Regions from separate parts of the Homo sapiens genome. Here region 2 is linked to region 1. The links are chromatin contacts, found by Hi-C in ENCODE. All regions are on one chromosome and are shown on one strand. The core of a region is the stretch at or near the end of the contact, and the rest is flanking DNA. Distances in the headings are between cores, read along the strand shown.

The links. A loop is a pair of places that touch in the nucleus more often than their neighbours do. Pooled maps may share reads with other maps.
Region 2: a pooled map shows a loop between it and region 1 (10-fold over the local background). The contact joins the promoter of LINC01096 here to the promoter of MSX1 in region 1. A Hi-C loop is called at or near these places in 5 of 50 pooled maps.

The regions. Positions count from the first base shown.
Region 1 is chr4:4,855,571-4,863,132 of GRCh38, reverse strand. It overlaps MSX1 (msh homeobox 1), which reads right to left and starts at 3,468. Exons shown (of 2, transcript NM_002448.3): 1 at 2,765-3,468; 2 at 1-432. The coding sequence starts at 3,233. RefSeq lists an enhancer at 152-823 and silencers at 2,877-3,316, 3,327-3,566, 3,587-3,646.
Region 2 is chr4:13,543,871-13,551,432 of GRCh38, reverse strand. LINC01096 (long intergenic non-protein coding RNA 1096) reads left to right here and starts at 3,609. Exons shown (of 1, transcript NR_015450.1): 1 at 3,609-5,357. NKX3-2 (NK3 homeobox 2) reads left to right here and starts at 6,925. Exons shown (of 2, transcript NM_001189.4): 1 at 6,925-7,484. The coding sequence starts at 7,019. RefSeq lists enhancers at 2,134-2,428, 3,798-4,298, 4,299-4,799 and silencers at 3,473-3,772, 3,963-4,082.

The sequences.
Region 1 (7,562 bases), core at 2,219-4,718:
GGTACATGCTGTAGCCCACATGGGCCGTGTAGAGTCCCACGGGCGCCACAGGCAGCGCGGCGCGCTGGAAGGGGCCAGAGGCACCGTAGAGCGAGGCACCCGCCGCGGCCGCTACAGCTGCGGGGCCGCCGAGAGGGAAGGAGAGGCCGAAGGCAGCCGGTGGCAGCATGGGCTTGGCGGCCATCTTCAGCTTCTCCAGCTCTGCCTCTTGTAGTCTCTTTGCCTTGGCGCGGCGGTTCTGGAACCATATCTTCACCTGCGTCTCAGTGAGGCTGAGCGAGCTGGAGAACTCCGCGCGCTCGGCGATGGACAGGTACTGCTTCTGGCGGAACTTGCGCTCCAGCGCCAGCAGCTGCGCGGTGGTGAAGGGCGTCCGCGGCTTACGGTTCGTCTTGTGTTTGCGGAGGGTGCAGGCTGGGGGGCTCAGCCGCCCTGAGGGCCGAAAGAAAAAAAAAGCAAGGGGTTAAGAGAGAAGCATTGGAGCATGATCAGCCCAAGAAGTAGTAATAATAGCCAAACAATACCAGATATTGAGTGCCGCCAAGTGCCTCGGTGCCGGGCATCGCGCAAGGCACTTGAAATATATTTTCTCCAATTCCCATTGCAACCCCGCAGGGGAGAAGTTCCTGTCTACTTTTTGCAAATGAAGAAACTAAGATTCCAGGAGAAAAATACCCACGTTGAAGGCTCGATGTCCACATCTTAGGCCTAAACAGCTGGGAAGATGTGAAATCACCTTTGTGCTGCCCGGCGGCTTAGGAAGGCCTTCATGGCGGGCCTCCTCCCAGGGCCATCCAGAGGAAAGGTGGATGTTAATACAGTTGACGAACATGCAGAAAGAGGCCCTGCGCCCAGCCCAAGGGCACATTTAGTTTTACGCGTTGGCCAAACATTTATCAGTGCCCACGGAGTGCTTCAGTGTGGGGCTAGGCAGTTTTGTGGCATAGAATCCAAATCAAATTCTACACTTTCCCCGGAACACTTCGCTCCTACGGGATTCTAGGAGTAGTTCCCGCAGACCAGAGATGGAGCAGCGCAGACCATCATGGAGGGTGCACTGTGGCCAGCCCTCTTAGAAACAGAAAGTGTCATCTGGAGCGGAGAACGAGGGGCTGCTTTATTCTAATGGGCTTTTTCTTTAGATTGTCTCAGTCCTCTGTTGGATCGCGTTCACCCCTGGCGCCAGGGCCCTCTGGCCCCACTCAAACGTTTGTGTGTGTGTGTGTGTGTGTGTGTTGATGTTGTTGCGGGGGGAGTGTTGAGATCGCCTCTCCCCTCAACCTGTGGCATAGTCAGCAGACATCAACATGCCCAGCTGTCTTTTTCTTTTGGCTTCAAAATAAACCTCAAGGGTGGACAGTGAAGAAGCATCAGAGCGCAGGACTAGTGCAGGTCGGGGATGGGGTCTGCTGGGGACTGCCCCCGGATAAAATGTGGAACAAATTATCCCAACACAGCCGGGATCGCTTTGACTTCGGGGTCTTGGGGCCCAAGGCCCTAAGCGTTGGAAAGGACACTTTGCCTATGCAGCAGCTTTCCCGGCAGAAAGTGAATTCAAATCGAAGATGTTTCACCACGCGGGTTTTGCCTAAGTATGCATTTTTTCACACCTCTCTAAAAAACAACCACAAACAAACAGAAAAAACAAAACAAAACAAAGAAAACACAACGATCCTTTGGACTTTCAGACCACCAGGATGTGAGTCAAACGAAATCTCGTGTTAACACCCCGCTTCTTCCCTGCTGGAGGCCACCGGGAGTCCGGGAAGCGCTTGGCCCCCAACTAGCTTTCCGCCGGGCCGCCCGAGGGGCGGGCGCCGAGAGAAACGTCACTCCCTTCAGCGGCGACAACCCAGAGCGGGGCCACCTTCTCCGGCCATTAGGCTTAGGGAGGGACTGGCCTTTCAAAGACGTTTAATCCCCAGATAAAAATCATTCCTCAGCATCACGCCATTGAAATCTGGCTGCTATTATGCCGAGCAAAATAATCGGAGGAAACGAGGAAAACTTGGGAATTTCCCGTGCTCCTGAAATATCTCCGAGCGTGTTCTCTGAGTAGAGCAGCCAGGGGGCCGTGAGGCCTTGGAGCGAACCGCCTTGGGCACCTGGAGTCCACTTTAATGGCTCAGTCCTAGACGTTTGGGAGCTTCCCATAGGATTAGCGGGGGCGCCTTCCCCTAATTGACTTGGTGCCCCGCCCCCTCCACTGGAACCTGAATGTCCCCACCCCTGAATCATCCATCCGCCCAAAGCACCAACTATCTGCCTCAAACTCAAAGGGCATGGGGAGGTAGAATTCTGTAGGAGCTTCGGAACCTCTAGGCAAAGAGGTACTTGAAAGGGAAGAGGGGCTGGGGGACACCAGCTCCTACTGCGAGAAAGTGAAACTCCGGGTGCAGGGAAGATACCGCACCACACACATTCATCCGCTGGGGTGAAGCCGATGAAACAGAGTTTGGGATCAGATGAGGGATCATGGACCCCTGAGGTCGTTTGGTGGGGGCAGGAGGACAGGGTGCCCAGACATCGGTGTCCTATCCGTTAACTCCCACCCGCAGCGTCTCTGGGCCAAGGCGAGGAGGTCTGGAACCTTCTTCCTGGGTGGGAGTGGAGGGAGGCGCAAGACCCGGCCTTGCAGCCCACGGCTCCCTAGCACCGGCTGCAGGTACGCAGGCGCCGGAGGCCACCAGGAGCCCTCGGGTCCCACACCCCACCCGGCCCCCACCCGGCCCCCTCCCTCTGCGCCTGGGTTCTGGCTACTCACTGGCCGGCGGCGGGGAGAAGCGGGGGCTCTGCATCCACGGGGTCCTCTCGGGCTTCTCGGGGCTCTCGGCTTTGACGAGCGCATCTTCTGGCAGCTTGAGGAGTCCCCCCACCGAGAAATGGCCGAGCGGCCGCGGCGAAGAGGGCGCGTCCGGGGCTCCCAGCGACCCCGGCGGGACGCCCAGTGGCTGCGCCGAGCCACCCGCCGCCTGCACGCCCTCGGAGGGCGCCAGGGCGCTCTCCTTGGCCCCCGGCTTCCTGTGGTCGGCCATGAGCGCCTCCACGCTGAAGGGCAGGAGCGAAGGGGACACTTTGGGCTTGGCCCCCTCCTCGTCCGCGCCCATGGCGGCTGCCGTGGCCGCGGCGGCGCTGGGGGCCTGGCCCGCGCCTCCCCCCGCCGGCTTGCCGAAGGCGGAGTCCTCCACTTTGACACCGAGTGGCAAAGAAGTCATGTCAGCAGCCGGGGCCATGCAGAGCCGGGCCCCCCCTTCTGCCGCAGCACTGGCCAGCCGCCGGGCATGGGCTCCGGGCGGGCTGGGAGCGCGGCCGGCCTCTGCGAGCGCCCGGGGCCCTGGCCGGGCGGACCCTCCCGCGCGCGCCTCCCGCCCCTCCCCAGCAGGCCAGCTCCGGCGTGCTGGGCCTGGCCTCCGGTCGCTGCCGCCGCGCAGGCAGAGTTCCCGGGAGCACTCGCCGGCTCCGGGCCCTACCGCGGCTCCCCAGAGAACTTGCTAATAAGGCGAGGCCAGCGGGGCGGCGGCCAATCAGCGCGCGAGGGGGCGGGCCCGGAGCGATCCATTGGGCCGCGCTCCTGGGGACTCGCCCGGAGGCGCGCTGGGCCTGGGGGCACGCAGGGCAGGGCCCAGGCGGCGGAGGGCAGGGGAGGAGAGGGGGTGCCCGGGAAACTTTCCTCTGCGCTGAAGCCCAAGAGGCCCTCTCTGCGGGAGTCCCCTGGGTCTCTATCTTTCTGTGTTCCCGGGGGATTTTCCCTTGTTCTCGTTCCTTCTCTTCTGCCCTCCTCTCCTCCCCTCCCCTCCCCTCCTCAGCCCTCTTTTCCGCTCCTCTTTTTTTCCCCGTCCTTGTTTCTCTCCTCTACTGCTTCTTTTACCTTTCTCTTTAGTCTGTGGCTGGGTTTCCCTGTGCCCCCCTCCACTGTCTGACCCCCCCTCTTCTTCTACCACAATAATTTGAGTTGAGGTTATTTCTTACACATTCCTTTTATATATAGTTTTTAAAATACGCATGGCTATTTATCCTAGGAGAAAGACATACTATTAACTTCTTTTCAAGAAACGAAACAAAACCAAACCTTCATTTTCTTCCTGTTCTGAAATCTTGTAAACTTTACCTCGAGGTAAAAGTGGGCCTTTGTCTCTAACTTAGAGCTGGAGTAAACCTTGCGGGAAGAAGCTAGCTTCCTGTAGTGCCAAGGATGTGAGAATACGTAAGATTATCTAGAATCTGCAGTCGGTTTTCATACACGATGTGTATTCCCCCCCCCCCACCCTCGCTCTGAACTTCTGTCCCAAGGGTCACAACACCTATAGCGCCCGGGCGGGGAAAGGAGCTGCCAGATCCTTTTGATATAGAACTTACTGAAATAAAACCAACAGAATCGTCAATGAAACACCGATCTGGCCTTAAGGTGACCTCAAACAACGCGTCCTCGGAAACAATGACATGTCCCTATCTCTGGGCCGCTGATCCTGGAGGGGAGAGGCACATTTGGGGGAGGGGGCTGGGAAAAGAGGAAAGTTCCTGGAGGTGGACTCTAGTGTGGGACTTGAGAACTCTTCTTTTGCCAATTTCGGAGAAAACGTGATTTAATGTTTGCTGTTAATAATAATAATAATAATAAAGACAGAAAAAATGAGTTGGGGTCAGGGGAGATGCAAGATCTGCCTGAAGCGGGGTCGGGGCTTGGCCATTTTCTGCGCCTGTCGCTTTATGGCCTCTCCTCCTGCGGCCCAGGCCAGCGGCTCTCAGGGAGTGAGCGGAGGTGATTGGCGGCTCACTCGGCCCTGCCATTGATGACTGCGGGGTTCTAATCTCCAGGAAACACAAGGGGCTGCCGTGGCCATTTAGGGGTAATTATCCGAGCGCGGAGGGACAGCGAATTCCCTCGACTTTTAACTGGGCGCAATAAAAGCTGTAGATTAGGGGCGTCCAGATTAGGGAAAATGAATTAGAGCGGGAACTTTATTATCCGGAAGACGTCCGGGGTCTGGCGGCAGGGGTCGGGCTGCGGACGCCGGAGCGATTGGTAGCCTCCCATCTGTCCACAGGCCGCCGAGATATGCTGAGGCCTGGGGAAGTTCGGGAATACCGGCATCTGAATTTTACGCACATCTCCAGGTTTCTAAAGGACCCAAGACTGCAACTCAGGCACTGGGCAGTGGTTGGGGCTTCTAGCTCGAGTTGGGCCGGCTGGACGCGCGGTGCACCGGGGCCTCCGGAGGTTTGCCCGAGAGGGTACAAGGATAGAAGACCTTAAGACCCAATTTTGAAGCTCAGCTCGCTGAGGCTGAGCAAGGCTGTAGGGCAAATACCTTGCTGGTAGCCCAGCCAGGACAGCGAACAACAGCATCTTCCTCTTCTTCCTCTTCTTCTTCTTCTTCCTCTTCCTCTTTTTCTTCCTCTTTTCTCCTCCTCCTCATCCTCCTCTTCCTCCTCTCCTCCTCATCTCCTCCTCCTCCTCCTCCTTCTTCTTCCTCTTCCTCTTCTTTGAGACGGAGTTTTGCTCTTGTCGCCCAGGCTGGAGTGCAATGGCGCGATCTCAGTTCACTCCAACCTCCGCCTCCCAGGTTCAAGCGATTCCAGGACGGCGAACTTCTATTGCTCCCGTTCTAATCAAACTCTCGTCAGAACAACCCCCTCCGCACCCAGCCAGAATCTCCCTTTGTGGCCAGGTTAAAGGGGGAGAGGAAACAGAGGCCTATCTGCTTTTGGGGCCATTTAAAAAGCGAGCAGTGTGCCTTTTCGAGTCTTTGCTTAGTTCCGCCCTCGCCCTCCTTCTGCAAATGTTTTGCTCCCAGGTCTCTTTAAGAATCTGATACAGCCAAGAACTTCTTCCCTAGAAAAATGCACACCTACAAAAACACATTACAAGCAACGGGGCAGACAACTTCGGGGGCTCTGGTCCCAAGTGGAGTCCTCCAGTTAAGAACCCCTGCTTTAGGGCTGAGCGGGGGCTTGAACTCAGAGAGCGAAGCCGCATGGTGCAGCGGGGGCTAGTGTGGAACTTGCGGCGGTCGCAGTTGAGGAGCGCAGCAAGGCCTGGACTCCGCCGCGGGGGGGGGGGGGGGGGCGGGGGGCCCGGGGGCGGGCGGCCTGAAAAGGGCCGCATCGCTAATTGCGGGGATAAACAATGTGTCACGATTCCTCAGCGCGCCTAATAGGCAGACTAGGATGTTGTTTTAAGGCGCCAGCGGCGGCCGGATCAAAGGCTGCACCCGGCGCACGGGCCCTTGAAGTCGCGCCCCTGCCTCCGGGGAGCAAATCGCCTGGCCCCGCAGCACCGGCCCCGCAGCCAGCCCCTCGGCTTCCCGAGCCGGGTCTGAACGCCACGGTGTCTTCTTTATAGGTTCGGCCTGGGTTCGTGTCTGCTGTCGCCCCGCGCGGCAGGTTAACCGCGTGTAAACGTTGCTAGGCGAGAAGAGTGCATCGGCAGAGAAGGGGGTTCAGACTCAATTCCGTGTCAGAAAAGCGCGGGGCTTTCCCATTGCTCTGCCCCTGGATTGCGAGAGAAAGAAAGGTGCCGGCAGTCTCAAGAGAAAGGAGTCAGATAAAAGAAATAAAATGTCTGCCTGTTTCCCAGGGCGTTGTTTGTTCCCGCGGGAGGAAAGCCACGAGTTACAGGGGCAGTGAGAGGGAGACTTCTCTGAGTTATTTTTTGTCTAGGACTTTACCGATTTCCCGGCCCAGGGGTTCAGCGAGCAGGCAGGCCCTGGGGCTGAGCCTGTTATCTCGCCGCCAGCTCTAACCTCGAGGCGTTTGTACCCCCGGCATTTCTCTGCGCTGCCGCTGCAGCCGAGAAAGCCGGGCAGTAATTCATGCCTGGCAAGGGCAGGGCTGGCCCCAGCAGATAAAGCTCGGGGACTGGCGCTCCGCTTCCATCCTCTAGACTTCTCTCCCCTCCCCTCTCGCTCCATCTCCCCTCATTTTCAGGCATCCTAAAGCACTCCCCGCCCCCAAGTAGAGGGCCTCTGCATTTCGGATCCTGAAGATGGATTATCCTTCGTCTACTTTCTGGGCAACTAAACTGGTGGTGGGTTTAGCTGGTTTTTTTTTTCCCCCAAAATTTTGCGGGGGTTGGGGGGATGGAGGCAGGGATGGTGGTGTTGCTAAGTATACACCACTCCCGTGCAAAGATTAATTTTTAGAAGGACCCCGTCCTAAAGACGGTTATCCCTATCTGGGTATTGCTGCACCGGTTGGAAGAGCCTGGAGGCTGACTTCTCACTTCGGCATTTGTTGTCGCCTCCGTCGGGTTTTTGTTTATGCTCCCTCCCTCTCTTTCCACTGCATTTTGTGACCTCGGCCCAGGAATCCCGCGTGCATTTTTTAAAAATGTGCAGCTCAGTGGGATCCCCCGGCAATTAGCGAGCCCCAAACAGTCCTCTTTAATAGAATGAATGTGCTATGAAAACCGATTACCCGGAACGATTTATTTTGGTGGGAATTCACCAATCGCCAGGAGGGCGACGGAGGGGGAGAGAGAGGAGGTATTTTGTCCCGGGGAGGGGGTGGGGGTTGACGGGCAGACAGAAAGCACTGTCACGGGGTCTCCCAATCTGCGAAGG
Region 2 (7,562 bases), core at 2,360-4,859, 8.7 Mb before region 1:
TCTCTATTCTGTTCCATTGGTCTATATGTCTGTTTTTGTACCAGTACCACACTGTTTTGGTTACTGTAGCCCTGTAGTATAGTTTCAAGTCAGTTAGTATGATGCCTCCAGTTTTGTTCTTTTTGCGTAGGGATCGCCTTGGCTATTCAGGCTCTTTTTTGGTTCCATATGAATTTTAAAATAGTTTTTTCTAGTTCTGTGAAGAATCTCATGATAGTTTAATAGGAATAGCATTGAATCTAGAAATTGCTTTGGGCAGTATAACCATTTTAATGCTATTGATTCTTCCTATCCATGAGCATGGAATGTTTTTACATTTGTTTGTGTCCTCTCTGATTTCTTTGAGCAGTGTTTTGTGGTTCTTATCATAGAGATCTTTCACCTACCTAGTTAGCTGTATTCCTAGGTATTTTATTCTTTTGTGGCAGCTGCGAATGGGATTACATTCCTGATTTGGCTCTTGGCTTGGCTGTTGTTGGTGTATAGGAATGCTAGTGATTTTGGCACATTAATTTTGTCTCTTGAGACTTTGCTGAAGTTGTTTATCAGTTGAAGGAATTTTGGGCAGAGATTATGGGGTTTTCTAAATATAGAATCATGTTGTCTGCAAACAGGGATAGTTTGACTTCTTCTCTTCCTATTTGGATGCCCTTTATTTCTTTCTATTACCTGATCACCCTGGCCAGGACTTCCAATACTACGTTAAATAGGAGAGGTGAGAGAGGACATCCTTGTCTTATTCTGATTTTCAAATGGAATGCTTCCAGCATTTGCCCATTCAGTATGATGTCAGCTGACATCACTCTTTTTAAATTTTCTTCATAGTATTTATTACCACCTGATGTTTTTTTCATTGTTTTGTTTAGGCATTTGTCTATTTATAGGTGTTCTTCCAACAGAATGTAGCCTGTGGAGAGTAGGAGTTTACAAGACCTTGAACTACAGATCCTAGAATAATGCCTAACACAAAATAAGAACTAGCTGGAAATTTCCCAAGGAGAACTTGGCTTAGCACTGCAAGGGCTTTCAGAATAGTGTTTTAGAGAAAAAAATATATAATAAATCCAGAAGACTTTCATTTTGTTTCACAAGCATCTGAAACTCAGCACAAGCAATTGACCACAGCATGTTTCTCTTTACCTATTCAAGCTGGCTCCTCCCCCTGCTCTCCTCCTCAAGCCCCCGAATACAAATGCCATCCACCCACTGTCAAATAGACAACCTAAATAAGAAAATAAAACCCTTCCAGGCGCGGTGGCTGTAATCCCAGCACTTTGGGAGGCTGAGGCGGGCGGATCACTTGAGGTCAGGAGTTCGAGACCAGTCTGGCCAATGTAGTGAAACCCCTTCTCTACTAAAAATACAAAAATTAGCCAGGCGTGGTGGTGCATGCCTGTGGTCCCAGATACTCAGGAGTCTGAGGCAGGAGAATCGCTTGAACCCGGGAGGCAGAGGTTGCAGTGAGTCGAGATTGTGCCACTTCACTCCAGCTTGGGTGAGAGAGTGAAACTGAGGTTTGTTTTCAGTGCCGGAAATTTCTGATCTTTAGGGTGAAATACCTCAGTTTCTATCATGAATAAATTAGTTTCTAAAAAACCATTCCTAGCCGGGTGCGGTGGGTCACGGCTGTAATCTCAGCACTTTGGAAGGCTGAGGTGGGCGGATCACCTGAGGTCAGGAGTTGGAAACTAGACTGGCCAACACGGTGGAACTCCATCTCTACTAAAAATACAAAAATTAGCCAAGCGTTGTGGCGGGCACCTGTAATCCTGGTTACTCGGGAGGCTGAGGCAGGAGAATCACTTGAACCCGGGAGACGGAGGATGCAGTGAGCCGAGATTGCGCCATTGCACTCCAGCCTGGGTGACAAGAGTGAGACTCCATCTCAAAAACAAAAACAAAAACAAACAAAACAAAACAAAACAAAACATTCCTTTGGCGCCAATAAAACACACAGGGATGCCTGTGCCCTAAATGATCATCCAGCGAGAGCTCTGGTTATATACTCACAGCAAGCAGCTGTGGAATGCAGGATAGGGTAGGAGGTGGGCCAGGGGCTTGCTGTGGCCTCCGTTCTGAAACCGATCCCAACACGCCCGCGTCCTGCTCCAGTCCCTTCCCCTTGGCCCTGGAGCGAGGTGAGTCTTCAATGGAGGTGTTGATCGTGCCTGGGTGAGTTTTTAAAATGAAACATCTCCGCTGTTAGATCTCTGGCAGCGCGAGGCTGTGTACACGAAACTAGAAGCAAAACAGTCCGTTTCGTGTACTACTTATTCCAGTACCTCCCCATAAAAGTACGCACAACCCTAGAGGGATGCCCGCTAGGTGGCGCTCGTCCTCCACCATACCCAGGAGGGTTCGAGGCTGGCACGTCTTTTTAACACCCTGAGGGGTGATCTCCAACCCTGGCTTTTTAGGTAAGAAAACTAAGCCCCAAAGAGGGTCTTGCGTGAGGTCGCTTGGCTACGTCTCAGAACCGCGCGCACAATCTGGTTTCTGAACCTAATGAGTTTCCATCACCTGGCTGTCTCCCTCTACACACGGTTTAGTTTGTTGATTATAATAAAATGGTGTGTTTCCTTCTTTCTACACAACGAGGTTTACGTTCAGATCCGCAGGCCTTGGTGTGATTTGTTTTCAAATGCGTGGAACAGAAAAAAAGTCATTAGATTTGTCTGACTAAATTTTTTCTTTGATTACCTTAAATCCGAACGAAGCTCCTTTTCCAATGAATAAGCAATTAAAAATGGGTAAGGTCTATGATGGGAAACAATTAATAAGGTTAATGAGAAAAGCCGATTAGAGTAGAAAATCCAACTGGATTTGACATCAGACAAAGCCTGATTTAAATCCTGACAGCCACTTACTGATAGTCAGGAGTCTCAGTTTCTTCATCTGTAAAACGGGCATAACAATGTTTTCTACTCATTCCAATCCCAGGGGTGTGTACATTCAATGAAACAATAGGCTTTGGTTCCTGGCACACTGTCAGTGAGCAATATTTGTTAAAATATAAAACTACCTTTTATATTATTATTTATAGTATTATAAGCTGGCCAGTTACAATACAGCCTCTCTCTGCAGTCTGATATATTTTGATCGTGTGCATGAAAAACGCTGCAGGGCGCTGGATTACTCAGGAACGCAGGCGCGGGTGCTGGACGCTTGGGATGCTTAGGCGGTTTGGATCGCCCTCGGGAGTCTGCGGATTGGGACCGACGGTCAGTGCTGGGCGCGACCTCTGCCTGGACCTGGCTCTGGGGAGCCGGCAACGCTGCCCCTCCCTCCCCTCGCCCCCGCCCCCACCCCAAACACACACACACACCCTTCACTTGCTCACTCAGTGAAGCACCGGGTTCAGAAGGCACCGGGTCCAAACCCTCGTTTTAAAGGACTGGAAGCTAGAGAAGGCAGGTGACTTCAATCAAGGTCACCGGCATCTGAGGGACGAACCCCGCATGGCCTTTCGTTGCTGGGCAGCACCCGGCGCGCGCGACCTCCGGCCGCTGGCGTCAGGGAAGGCGGCCCAGGGCACAGGTGGCGGGCGTCGGGGGCGAGGCGCGCGGTGGCGCAGCCAGGAAATCCCGAGCCCACTGGGCGCCCCCCTCGGGAGCGCGGGCACGTGTGCAGCAGTTTACTGCGCGCCCCCGAGGGCCGGGGCTTCCCCTTCCCCGCCCCCTTGGCTTTCGCAGTCAAATCCCGCTCTCCGCCCGCCGCCCGCGGAAGTCTCACCGCGCAGCAGCACCCCCAGCCCGGGCGGTTCCGGGGACCGAAGGGCGCGGCACGTAGGGGGCCCGTAGGATCCAAACTGCGGAGGAGAAGCAGGAGGAGGGAGGAGGAAGAAGACAAAGGTGTGGAGGAGGAGGGGAGGGAGGAAGAAGGAAGAGAGGCAGAAGACTAGGAAAAAATGGGCCCGTGGGCGCGGAGGGGGCGCGGCGGGGTAGAGAGGCGCGGACGCTGAGCGAGCCCGGTGCCTCTCGAAAGCCTCACCGGCCGCCCGGCCGGGCCGCGCAGCTCCGCCAACTCCCGGGCCGGCCCAAGCCGGAGCGTGGCGCCCGTCGGGAGGTTGCAGAGTTCCTGGAGCTCACAGCTGAGCCCGAAGGAAGTCGCCCTCGATGGGCAGGAAGCGGGACCCAGGCACGCCCGCGCGGTCGCGTCCAGATCTGCCGTCCTCCGACAGGCGCAGGCCTGCTGCGCCTTCGCCACACACCGCCACTCTGGGCCTGGACTCCGTAGTTACGCCGGGATATCTCTGGGCATACAACCACCTCCCCTTCCCCACAGTCTTTTCATCTCCACCCGACCCCTTGCTAGGAGCAGCTTCTAGTTGCAGCTCAAGACCCGCGAGTTCACCCTCCGCGCCAAGCACCCAACTCCCGGCTCTGCCTACAGTCACCCACAGACCTAATGATCGACTAAGCGCCGTAATGGCCCGAGATGACACCAGGAGACTCCCTTGCTGTGCGCCTCCGGAAGACGCGGAACGTAGCCCCTTTCTCACACTCCTGGGACACAAAAATACCCGACAACTCAAAGTCGCCAAACCACATCTTTTCATGCTTTGAAGACTTCTGCCCAAGGCTGTGGCAGGAGTATGTCCAACTGTGATTTGGGATTCTTTTTAAACATCGAATCAAAGGGAAGAGGGGAGGGATTCGCAACTAAATGGTAGTTGTTTTCAAGCAAGTCTTTACGTAGCCCCAAACCTACTCTAGTATTCGGTGATTCAGCCCCAAAACATCTCTGCCTGCCTTTATGTTCGGATCTCACTCCATTATTTGTCAGCACCAAGTACTAAACCCACAAAGCGATCGCTGTACGGGACACCAAACCCATACCTGCCCGTCCCCTACCTTCCAGGCAACCAGTGTCAATCTCCTCACTATACATAATTCCCAACATCCCTGCCCGAAGTGAGGAGAACGGTAATTTAAATAATACAGCGGGGGAGGAGAGGACACACTGTTTTTGAAAGACTGTAAGCATTCTGCTGTTCCACTCTGCGTCCTTACACTTGCTGAGCACTGACACCAAATTTAAATGGCGTTCCTTCAAAACTGATGTAATTGTAAAGAGCTGTAAAGGGCAATGACCTCAAGTGGATGTTTTTTCCCAGGTACCCTACAAGGTTTGCACAAAGCAAGAAAGCATCATGTAACCGAAATGCTGAAAAGTATAGATGCTGCAAAACCTCATTCTGAGACTGAGAACTATGAATAGTCAGTGTATTTCCTTCTGCGGTGCAGAAAAAGAACAACCAAAAAGAAAGCAACAAGGGGAGATGTTATTTATTTTAATGACACCAAAACTACCAATCCTAGCAATTTAATAAATTAAAATCATAGTCCTTTAAATGTATTTAATGGTTCAAGTTTGTGTATTTGGTGTTAACTCTCTGGTAAAGTTTATGGAAAACAGTGAAGTACGTTAATTGAGCAAATTTTATATTAAAAAAGGAATAACACATTTTAAAATGTTTTTATATACCCACAATATTTGTGTTTCTTAGCTTGGTTCCTACTATTACATAATACAATGCATTTCTTATTTTTTAAAGAGCAAAAAGTGTTGTCACTTCTGGATCACTTTATGGTAATTCCTAGGTATACTTCTAAGCAAACAAACATATCTATTTATAATTTTATTCAACTCACAAGTAAGAGATATTTAAAAAAAACAAATTGAAAGTTTTTTTTTTCTTCCTGATGCAAAACTTAACAAACTCCAATTAAATTCAATATTGGTCTGCCAGGGAAACGACCATAAAATTTACAGAAATTCTCCCAAAGATGCCTTTCAATTCTTCTCCTGACTTTAGTTCTAACTATACCATTTTTTTATAATTCCTCTATAAAAATCGAATCAAATCAAAGACGACGAGGAAAGAAAAATATTTCTAGAGTGATCTTAATTAACTGATCATTTCAGCAAAGAGCATTAGCAATGAAGAAGCGGCGAAACTGTAGGGAGAAAAAAAAGGATGCATTTTGTTCTTCGTGTTTATAATCCTTCCTAGAGAACAGAAACTACGAGCATGATTTATGGAACTGCATTATCTTGGATTTTCTCCGCAGATTTGACTCAACTTAGTATCAGTGTTCTGTTAAAGCGCTGGAATAAGTGGATACATCTGCAGAGGTAAGAAACGTGGTTTGGGTCGGATGAGCCTCCTTGTTGCTGGAGGGTGCTTCGAGGACCAGGCTTAGGAGAGAAGGGGTTAAGTCAGACCCTGTCTTTAGCGGCGCAACGTGCCCAGTTTTGTCTGTTAAAGTCAACGTCGCCCAACTGGAGCCAGCCAATGGACGGCCGGGAGCGCCCGGGACAGCCCAGTGGAGGGGTGTGGCCTCAGGCTGTCACTCAGCAGTGAGGAATGACACCCGGGCGGGAGGGGGGTGGTACAGTGGAACGCAAGGGAAGGAAAGAGAAAAGAAACAGATAAAACCAGGGCAGGGGGTAAAAAAGTTCCCCGCGCCTCTCGGAATCCAGCGGCCGCGGCCGCGGCTACCGCCGCCGCCGCCGGGGGTGGGCTCCGGAAGAGCCTGCCCAGCAGGGAAGGGGAGGACGGGCCAGGAGCGAAATCCTGCAGGCGAGGAAGGGACAGACGCGCAAAGAAAAAGTGACTCGGGCTGTGCGCCCCGGCGGCGCTCGGGAGGGGACTGCTGCCACGGAGGGGCCCCCGCCAATCCTCCTTCACGTCCCCCGAGGGGGCAGACCCCAGCCCGCCCCTAAGGGCGAGAAGCGATGAGATAATCCAGCTGAGCTGCGAAAGGAGAGCGTCTGGCTCTGGATTCGGGGGGAGGGGGTCTCCGGGCGGGGTGGGCCTCTAAGGTGGGGGCGAGGGTCGGCGCTGATCCTGGGACGGAGTGGGGCGGGAGCTGCTGGGCCGCGCAGCAGTGGGCGGCGGCGGCCTCGCACACCCAGCTCACTCGCGCTGCGGCCGCCGGCGCTCTCTGTCCCGCTCGGAGCTGCTCGGCGCCCCAGCTGCCCGCCCCGCCGGCCGCTCCTGCCCGCGGCGCAGATGGCTGTGCGCGGCGCCAACACCTTGACGTCCTTCTCCATCCAGGCGATCCTCAACAAGAAAGAGGAGCGCGGCGGGCTGGCCGCGCCAGAGGGGCGCCCGGCGCCCGGGGGCACAGCGGCATCGGTGGCCGCGGCTCCCGCTGTCTGCTGTTGGCGGCTCTTTGGGGAGAGGGACGCGGGCGCGTTGGGGGGCGCCGAGGACTCTCTGCTGGCGTCTCCTGCCGGTACCAGAACAGCTGCGGGGCGGACTGCGGAGAGCCCGGAAGGCTGGGACTCGGACTCCGCGCTCAGCGAGGAGAACGAGAGCAGGCGGCGCTGCGCGGACGCGCGGGGGGCCAGCGGGGCCGGCCTTGCGGGGGGATCCTTGAGCCTCGGCCAGCCGGTCTGTGAGCTGGCCGCTTCCAAAGACCTAGAGGAGGAAGCCGCGGGCCGGAGCGACAGCGAGATGTCCGCCAGCGTCTCAGGTCTGCTGCGGCTTCGCGGGGATGGGGGCCGGGCTGAGGGGATGGACGCGGAGGGCAACCACGCCGAGTGGGGTGGTC